2 separate regions of the Mus musculus genome follow, and region 1 is linked to region 2. The links are chromatin loops, found by intact Hi-C in ENCODE. Cell type or tissue: heart. All regions are shown on one strand. Each heading gives the region's core, and the rest is flanking DNA. Links, peaks and the distances in the headings are about the cores only.

The links. Hi-C counts contacts between places; a loop is a spot of excess contacts. Peaks named below come from ENCODE experiments on the same cell type or tissue, not always from the same donor. Only the 100,000 strongest peaks of a DNase experiment are listed, where the experiment ranks them.
Region 1: a loop joins it to region 2, with 1.9 times the contacts of the local background. A loop is called at or near these places in 2 of 42 quality-filtered maps.

What each region holds. Positions count from the first base shown.
Region 1 is chr10:95,189,954-95,195,348 of GRCm38, forward strand. All of the region lies in intron 2 of Cradd (CASP2 and RIPK1 domain containing adaptor with death domain), which reads right to left. Among named protein-coding and RNA genes, the nearest start is that of Gm29684, 47 kb to the left of the region's middle. In heart, for the core only: no CTCF peak of the experiment used is centred there; DNase peaks (open chromatin) are centred at 1,508, 2,138 and 4,248; H3K27ac peaks cover 1,253 bases.
Region 2 is chr10:95,396,262-95,400,261 of GRCm38, forward strand. It overlaps a transcript of Socs2 not described here. Among named protein-coding and RNA genes, the nearest start is that of Gm33230, 16 kb to the right of the region's middle. In heart, for the core only: a CTCF peak has its summit at 2,459; DNase peaks (open chromatin) are centred at 330, 2,460 and 3,620; H3K4me3 peaks cover 920 bases; H3K27ac peaks cover 439 bases; H3K27me3 peaks cover 281 bases.

The sequences.
Region 1 (5,395 bases), core at 628-4,627, 210 kb before region 2:
TTCTAAGCATTTACCACAGAGAAAAGTCATCTTTGCTCAGGCAGTCACATGCATGCGGGTGCTTCTCGGCAGCTCCATCCATAACTGCCACAACATAATTTACGATTCTCTCAACGTGCAAGCGGGTAAACAGCGTGTGGGATATCGGTACGGTGGAATATTGCTGTCTAGTCAAATGAATGAAATACTATACATACTTCAACCTGAATGAGTCTCACAATAATTACGCTGAATGAAAGAAGCCAGAAAGGAGGAGGGGAGGAGGGGAAGTACAGAACGCATTTAGGTGAATGCCGGAAATGAAAATCACCAATGACAACAGAGAGCAAACCCATGTTTTCCCGGGCCCAGGGAAATGGGAAGGAATTATAAAGGGCCATGAGAAAAGTTTCAAGATGGTAGCTCTATCATTATCCTGACTGTGGAGATGGTGTACGTGTGTGGCAAAGCCTGCCAATCCACTCTCGTGTTTCGAGACAGGGCCTCATAGAGTCTCAGCTGACCTCGGCCCTGCTTTGTAGCTGAGGCCAACTCTGAACTCTGGCTCCTCTTGTGATGAGTTATAGGTATGTGCACCGTCTCCAGCATCGCGTATCAAACTTTACATGGTGTGTTTCGTGCCAAGTCCTCTTCAAAGAAGCTGGCCTTGTTTCCTTGAAAGCGTTCAGACACTTATCGCTTCCGCCTTGTCCCCAACCCTGTATTGTGTTGGAGCCTCTTTCCCAGACTCTCCCATGATGCTCCACCCTGGCTCCATCACAGTCTTCATTGCTGAGTGTAATTCCCATCCAGCTGATTTTGTAGATTGTGCTAGCACAACTTCCAATGCCCTTCTGTTTCTGATTTGATGGGCTGGGAATCTGCCCTGGCTTAATCTTGGCCTTCCCTGCCAGCCACACCTAACAGAGAGAGCTGTGAGGGCTGAGGAGCCTCAGAGCCAGCACTGTGGCCGATAGAAGGGGCTGACACATTAAAACTATTCTGTCCAGTGACCACCTCTGCTGGGTTCTCGCAAGTGGCTGGGTAAAGGCTGTGTGCCCTGCCGTACAGTCTCAACCCTTTCATCCATGGGATTGCTCAAAATCAAATACTATAGAACCTTCGTTTTTGCACAGTTCTAAAATATCCCTCTTGAATGGGTAAATAAGGTATGGGATTCAAAGCAGCAGAAACATAGCCAGAGGCTTCTGGAAGCAAAGGGTATAGTTGTGAAAATATAAAAGGTATTAAACCTTTAGAACAACCATAAATCAAGTGAGAACCCTGATTCTGGATACCCCTCGGAGGAGCATTTCCAGAGGCTGCAGCACTTTCAAATAATATCATGTGCTCTGGCTTCAGCCTTGGCCACTTTTCCCTTAGAACAACAAAAAGAACCATGCCAGCTATTAAAGGCGGTCTTGTTACATAACGCAGTTAATCACACATACGCTTCCCTGTGGGATCTAACCCAAGTTTCACAGTGGTCTATTTTATTTAGCATTGATAGTTTTATTCGTTTCCTATTACAGAGATCTTTCCACCAAATTGACTGTTGCCTCATCCTTGGCGTAAGGAAGACGACTCTGAATTAAGGACGGGAGGCACAGGTGGTCCTTGGGTACAAAGTATGTAGCTGAAACGCTTCATGGGAGGCAGGTGTCCTGCAAGCCTCTAAGTACAACAGGTCCTGCTGATGAAGGTTGTGCCTTTAACCTGGGCATCTTGCAGGCAGAAATAAGATGAAAGGAGAGTTCTGTAACTTCTTGTCAGGTTCCAAGGCTGCTTGGCATGCTTACTCATTCCCAACAGCCCAGGCTCTTATTAATTGGAAACAAACAAACAAACAAACAAACAAGACCATGAAGGAGGCGGGCAGGAGAAAGCAGAGGGAACTTAGTACTGATATGCCCAACTCGGTACTGATAAGCCACCGCTTCCTCCTCCTCCTCTTCTTCTCCTCCTCCTTTCCTCCTCTTCCTCCTCCTCCTCTGTGGTTGGGATCCCTGGCATCCTAGCACTGGTCATTCTGTCTGGTACTGTGGCCTTTTCTGCTCCCAGGATGGGGTTGAGAAAGAGCTGTGTGAAACAGGTCCTTATGGCCCAGCACTGTCTCCTCTTATCCTAGGCTAGCCAGCCCCACATGTCCCTCCTAGCTACTGGGTAGATAACGGAAGGAAAGCAAGATGAAGTAATTTCCTTCATGCCTGTATGACTAATAAAGCAACTGCTGTGCTCCAGGCTTAGGAACATTTCCTAGTACAGTGCCTTCGGGTTCCAGAGAGGTCTGACACAAGCGTGTTCTCTGTTTGTATCATTTGAAAACAAGGATTGGAGGAGACAAGGAAATACTTGTGCCTTCCGAGTCACTACCACAAGATGGGTAGCATCGACTCAAAAAAAGGAGGTTGTAGTATTAGGGGACACTGAATGACATGTCCCAAACACTAACTAGTAAGTGTCTGAGACTGAGACTGATTTAAATCCAGTTCTGTCTGGCTGAAGGTCTGGGTTCTTTCAGATAGCCTGCTAAGATGCTGATGAGGTGAATGTAGTCAACAAATCCCAAGAGAGAGAGAGAGAGGGAAGGGGAGAGAGAGGGAGAAAGAGGGAGGGGGAGGGAGGGAGAAAGAGGGAGAGGGAGAGGGGGGGAGAGGGGGAGAGGGAGAGGGGGGAGAGGGGGAGAGGGAGAGGGGGGAGAGGGGGAGAGGGAGGGAGAGTGAGAGAGAGTGAGAGAATGAGAATATGACCAGGAAGTCATTTCAGACTAGTCTGACTGCAATTCTCTAATTGTGAAGCTTCTCGGACACTCCCACTGAGCCATCAACCTGAATCCTCTGGGCAGAACATTATGTGACCTGGAGGGACAAGATGATCCTTATATACTTCCTTAATTCATGCAGCTATAGATTCCTCCAGAGAAACAGGATTCTATAGGTCCTGTGAGACTGGGCAGGGGTAGCTACACTTTCACAGATGACAACAGAAACCTGAATTTTTTTTTTTCAGGATTGATTTAGGATAAGCCCCTTGTGAAGGCATGCCTGGTAATATCTGTTTGGAGAGGCAATGTGACCAGTGACTGACCAAGAGAGGAGTGGGTCTAAAGAGACACTATAATGCTCCATACCCTCTTCCCAGCATGCTCCACTCGTTCCATAGCATCTTCTATCCTCTACCGGTCAGTGGCATTCCCCGTCTGCATAAGATGTGGACCCAGCCAACACAACCTCTGTTTGGTAAACAAATACTCTACTTCTAGAGTGACTGCTTTTAGGAAGACCATTCGCCAGGGGCTGGATCTTGGATTTAGCTATTACATCATCCAAACCATCATCCTTCGGTGTTGATGTCACACCGATGGCCCCTGGCTTCTGAGGTTCCCTCACCTGATAATGAAGCAGAATGAGATCTATTCAGTAGAAAGTATATTTCAGATTTAGGGTTTGGACCTTTTCTTGGTATCTGTCGTATGTTTTTCTCTTGAGAGGCTGGGCAGCGGCTGTAGGCTGCAGCTCCTGGCCAGCTAGCTACCGGCCATACTACCCAACCCCAGAGATACCCAACCCTCTTATTGTGCTTCTGAGCTACAGTGCTCAATAGGGTAGGTACATTGAAATGCATTTGTGACCTAGGATATTTTCAGGTTAGATTGGCTTTGCCAAGATGTAACCCCACTGTGAGTTGGGAAGCATGGTCAGATCCACAGAGATCAGTTAACAGAAACTCTGAAAAGTACAAACTTCAAAGTAGTGCATTTAATTTCCTGCTCCAACAGCATGGTACTTGAAGAAGGTAAAAAGGAAGAGGAGGAGGAGGATGAAGAGGAGGAGAAGGGAGAAACAAAATGGAAAATCCCGTCATATTCTTTTAGTGTGTTTCCTGGCAATATTTCTGTGTAGACGTCCCAAGGAGCACAGAAGCAGCTTGTATGGTTAGGAGATTAACACGCTATCAGACTTAGGAAATTACAGAGATGGAGAACAACAGCCGATCTACATTTGTCCCATCTGCTTTTGGTTTCATGTTCTGCACAATCAATCGCTGGAAGCATGAGAAAGGGGCGTGTCCTGACTGCAGCCCAGAGGTGAAGTGGGGGTGAGCGTGGGGGGAGGAAGGGCTGGGGGCTGGGGGACGAGAGTGAATATGGCCATGGACTCCAGGGAGGGTTTCCAGGAAACAGCGATGCCGAGTATCACAAACACAACCAAGCACGCACACAATTGAGCCAGTGTTTTGGAACACGGTGAAAAGCAACTTTCCACTCAGTGGGGGAAATGCCACCTATTTCATGACTGTGTCAGCTTGGGTCACAGTGTCCTCCACAGTTTTGCTGTGACTACAGTCGTTCTCAAGCTGCTCTGACTGTGGGCGCTCCAGTGCGGTGCTTGACAACGGCCCCGAGCCTGCTGCTGCCTTTTTCCAACGTGAGCTCTTGGAGTGAGTCTATTCTGAAAGCTCTTCTTCTCCGACCTCCAACTACTCCCTACTGCCCACCCCACCTCCATGAGCCCCTTGGAGTCTTCCTCTACTCTTGGCTCAGTCATTATGGCCACTTCTGCATGAGCCATAGCCTTACAAGGGAAGAGCCCTCATTTCTAAAAGGATAGGGAGAGCCCAGAGCAGCAATGGATTCACACTCCAAACAAACAAACAAAGCCTGAGCTGCAGAGGGATTAATAGGAGCCAACACTCTTTGGCTGAAATAATTCAGTGGCAGATAATTCTTTGAAGAAGAAGAAGAAAAAAAAGTGGTTTGTATCTCCACTGATCCAAGCAATTAAATGCATTAGCAGAAGCAATTAAAAAAGTTATTATTGTCTGTCTGTGGGTAAGGAGTGCGAGAGGATGGCATGAGTTACTGGCTGACTGCATACTTTTTTGGTATCCTTTTTAAAGTGGAAAACAGATAAAGGTCCCCAGGATCCCAGAAATTCATAGCAACAATGTGAGCCTAGTCATACAAGTCCCTTTCGTAGCATAAATCACCACCCTCATTAGTTGACTGTCAGCAGGAGATGACATCCCTGCATCATAAATCGGACTGTCATTTCTGAGCAATGACTCACAAGTTTGAAAGAGGATTTGATTCTACATCCATGCCTGCTCCTGAACAACATATTTCTCTCCTTCTTCTTGCTCCCCTCTCCTTCCTTGTCCCATATGCTTGTGTGCCTGTATGTGTGTGCATGCAAGTGTGTGTATGCATGCATGCATGAGTGCGCGGATGTATATGTGTGCACACAAGTGCATGTGTGTGTACATGCATGAGTTTATGCAGGCCACAGGACAACTTCATGCATTGTTCCTCAGGTCCTGTCCACCTTGGTTTTGAGACAGGGTCTCTCATTAGCCTGGGATTCACCAATTAGGTAAGGCTGGGTAGCCGGTAAGCCCTAGGAATCTGCCTGCCTGC
Region 2 (4,000 bases), core at 1-4,000:
AACCCCTGGACTAAAGTCTTTATGGATGTTAAGAAAGAAAAAAGAAAAAAATTAAAAGAGGTGGTAGACGTTGTAACAATTAAAACATCTTTGTTTCACTTTTCGACTTTTAAACAGAATCTTGAAAGGAGCTGTAAAAATGAAAGCCCCGCAGGCTGGGTGTGCAGGCTCTGGGCAAAGCAGGAAAGGGAGATTCGGAGTTAAAGCCAAGTGTCCAGTCTAAGTGTCCTTCCTAGCTTGACATCATCTGCCCCACCCTTGCAACCCAAGTTACATTTGGTATTATTAACTTGAATGCATTGTCACTGTAATTCACGTTGATGGAAAAGGCAGATAAAGGCATGAAAATATTAAAGGCGTTGGCGCTTAGAAGCCTCATTTCCCACTAATTGCAGAAACAATTTCTGTCTGAATTTCTAAGCAAGTAAGTCCCCAGGTGCTTCCTGACCGTTGAGAGGACCATTCTATTTCAGGACATCATTTCGCCTCCCTCACTCTTCCAATGTGCCCCTCCTGTATTACTGGACACTGGTTTGAAATCAGAGGCTTTTATTAGCAGGTTCCTCAGCCCTGTTGATTTGTCTCCTCTATCTGAAAGCACAATTTTGGACCTAGAATGGGAAGTTTCTTTTTGTTTTAACTGGTTTGGTTTGAGTTTTGCTGTTTGTTTTTCTTTGTTTTCCTCTTGGATGCCACCCAGACACCCCCCCCCCCATCCCAATGTGACTGTCTTTGAGTTTTGAGAGTGAGGGAGTTTGCTTTTAAAATAGCCATTTTTTTCAGTCAAGTGGTTATTTGAGGAATTATGACAACTGTCAACACTCTACACAACCCCCACCCTCAAGGTTGACTATAATCTAAAAGGCTATGGGGGAGGGGGCAGTGCTACTAGGATTGCCGATAATGCAATTTAATAGCAGCTTGAATCCCAAGTTCTAAAACTTGACTCATCCATTGGAACCTGGTTTCATCTGTAATGTTTCTACCTAGAAAACTCAAGTGAGGAGCTAAATGGACCGTTTGGTGCAGGTGGAACGCTTTGAGCCACTAAACTCACAAGCAAGCCAAATATCCCTTTGGGGGCAAGATCTAGATATAGTGTATAGCCACCCTCAGGCAAAGCTAATCCCCTTGCTGGATCACCTTTCAGTGGCAGGAAATTAATTTTGTGGTTCCTAGAACCGGGCTCCCATCTGGTGTCGGGAGGCTGGTACAAAGAAAGGCAGGGGGAGGAGAAACTTTTGCTATGGTTGTGTTTAGTCAGTGTTTCTGAAGTGAATTAATTGGTGACAACACTCTTACACATGAAACAAACCCCTTCCCAATCCCACCCTAGAGTTTCTCAAAGCAGCTAGTTTTCCAGAGCCACATGCCACAGCCGTTGATGTCCCTGGAGACTGGGATGAGTTTGTCACGGCTGGCTTCTTGCTAGTTTCTAAAGGCCCTGGCAGAGAATTGCACACTCCAGAGACCTCTGTTTGGGACTTGAAATTTAACTTTAAAGACACTTAATTAGCAACTTAACACAAGCTGATTTGCTCTCGGTAACAAATGTGTCATTTAAATATTAACTGTTTTCAAGAAAGCCTGGTAAAGGCTGGAGATGTGAAAGATAATAACTTATTTATGTCTGAAATATTGCTAGGACTACCCGCCTTTGAAAACCTTCTAACATGTCCCATGTGAGTACCCCGTCACCAAAAAAGTTCCAGGGGCAGGGATTTACTCCGTGTGTTTGTGCCCATAAACACACAGAACATTCATAAGCCCAGAGGCTTTAATACACTGTTGTTTGTGAGGGCAGAGACAACCTAACCGTCCACTGATGGGGACCAAGCCTGTCAACAAGTGTGTTCATGGGCTGGAATATGTAAAGAGCTGGGATCTGAGTAAGGACATGAAAAGCTATCCAGACCCCAAACAGCAAACCTGAGAAGCAAATTAAAGAGCAGAATGTATGTACGCATGATACTGCTTGTGTGTGCTTTTTAAAAAGTGATTAAAATTAGATGCTTCTATGACATTAGAACATTCTGAAATAGTTTTTTACAAATAGATAAGAGGTCCTAGGGGATGGAGTGGGGAAGGAGGTAGGCAGTCCCGTCCCTCCGTCATAGTGACTTGCTGAACTAGCTAGATATTTTTTTTAACCCCGAGTAGGTTGCTGTCAGAATAACTGAGAAACTAGCTAATAGAAGATTATATTTACTTTGGATTAACAGAAACAAGAGAGGTGCTTTGTTTGCAGACAGTGGCAGCCAGGTTCCCAACTCTGTTTGTAGGAGGTAAACGGTGGGGGCAGAGGGGTGGGTGTAGAAGAAGGTGTTAACCCATTCACTGTAGAGGAAAGCGGCGCCGTGCGCTCAGCGCAATGCGCATTTGGTGACATCTCCTCTGTAGCTGTGGCCTGACATAAGGACCCCACCCCACCCCCTGAGACCCGCAGGGCGCCTGGACGCCAGGAGGAGCTGCCACTCCCAGATGGCTGCAGAAAAAGAACGTCTTCTGCGTCAGCCGTCAGCCGGTGGCACCTCAGCCCTTCCCTCTGCTCAGCCAGGGCGAGCCCCAGACAGCGTAGCCCCCCCTCCTCCCCGCAGAAAGAATGGAGACCGGAGAGGAGATCTCTCTCTCTCTCTCTCTCTCTCTCTCTCTCTCTCTCTCTCTCTCTCTCTCTCTCTCTCTCTCTCACACACACACACACACACACAGCTTTCTCCCTGATTGATCCCTCTCCCTATCCAGTTCCTCGAAATAGCCAAAGCTGGCCCTAGTCCTCACCATGTTTGTAAATCAAGGTCGAATTGCTTCCAGGTTCTACTTGAGTTTTTGTGGGTGCTTTAACCAGACCAAGTTTTCGGTCCTAAGGCCTCATTAACCTACTAATTAAATGGCAAGTCTTTCAGAAGATCTGTAGCTTTTTTTTTTTTTTTTAAAGTTCTTCCAAATCTAAAATATTTACTCCTGGGCTCCCTAGCTGAAGTGTATCTCACGAAGCTGCTTTTTTGTTTTCAATAGTCATTTTGTTCCAAGAGGCTTCAGTGTACTGCCAACAAGTAAAGACTTGCTATCCACCCGCTGGCCTTAGAGAGAAGCCAGGGAGTTTAAAGAAAAAGTAATGCGTGTATCACCAGGTTCCCTCTGTCTGTCTCTGTCTGTCTGTCTGTCTGTCTGTCTGTCTGTCTCTCTCTCTCTCTACCTCTCTCTCTGTTTCATTCCTTTATAATAGCGTCTTAACTCGCATCCAAGATACTTAGGACATAAATGAAGAAAAAGACTGTGATTTGCTCGCCTGAACTGGGAGGCTAACTTTCAACAACAGTCTGTTTCTCCCAACCCGGCTCTTCTTGAAAAAAAACAAAACAAAACAACAACAACAAAAAACAGAATAGAACAGCAAACAGCAATCAGACCTTCAAGACTAACCTGAGTCCTCCCTCTCAGCCAGACTAAGAAATGTTATTAGAAACTTGAGGAAAAGGTACCCCGTTTTTCCTAAGTTGTGGGACTAATCTGGTGTCAGTAGCTAAAGCTGTTATTTTCCTTATTGGAAGAAGTCCAGATACTCAGTTATTTTTGAAGAAAGGCCGTCTAAACAATCCAGGCCGTTGTCCGCCTCTCGGCTTTGGCACTCCCAGGACATGCTGGGAACAGCCCTCGAGACTGAAGTTCCTTTATGTTTTCAGCCACTTGAGAAAAAGTTCTGCCACAAAGTTCTAATGACATGAAGTCCTACAAATCAGCTTGGAAACGTCTAAATGTGTTTTTCCTAGAAAAAAGTGCCAGACATCGATTTTATCTGGCAACCATCAAAATATATCAGACCGCAAAACTATACATTCCTGGACCTCACATGAAGCACGGTGAGGGACCTCAGTGAGCCAATCCCAGAGCTCAGCTACAGTGGCATCTGCAGTTCACAGCCCAGGCAGCCGAGCTGACACTAACCTCTGCTGAGACCCAGGCTCACGACAGCAAAAGAAAACCAAACCAAAGTTTAAAA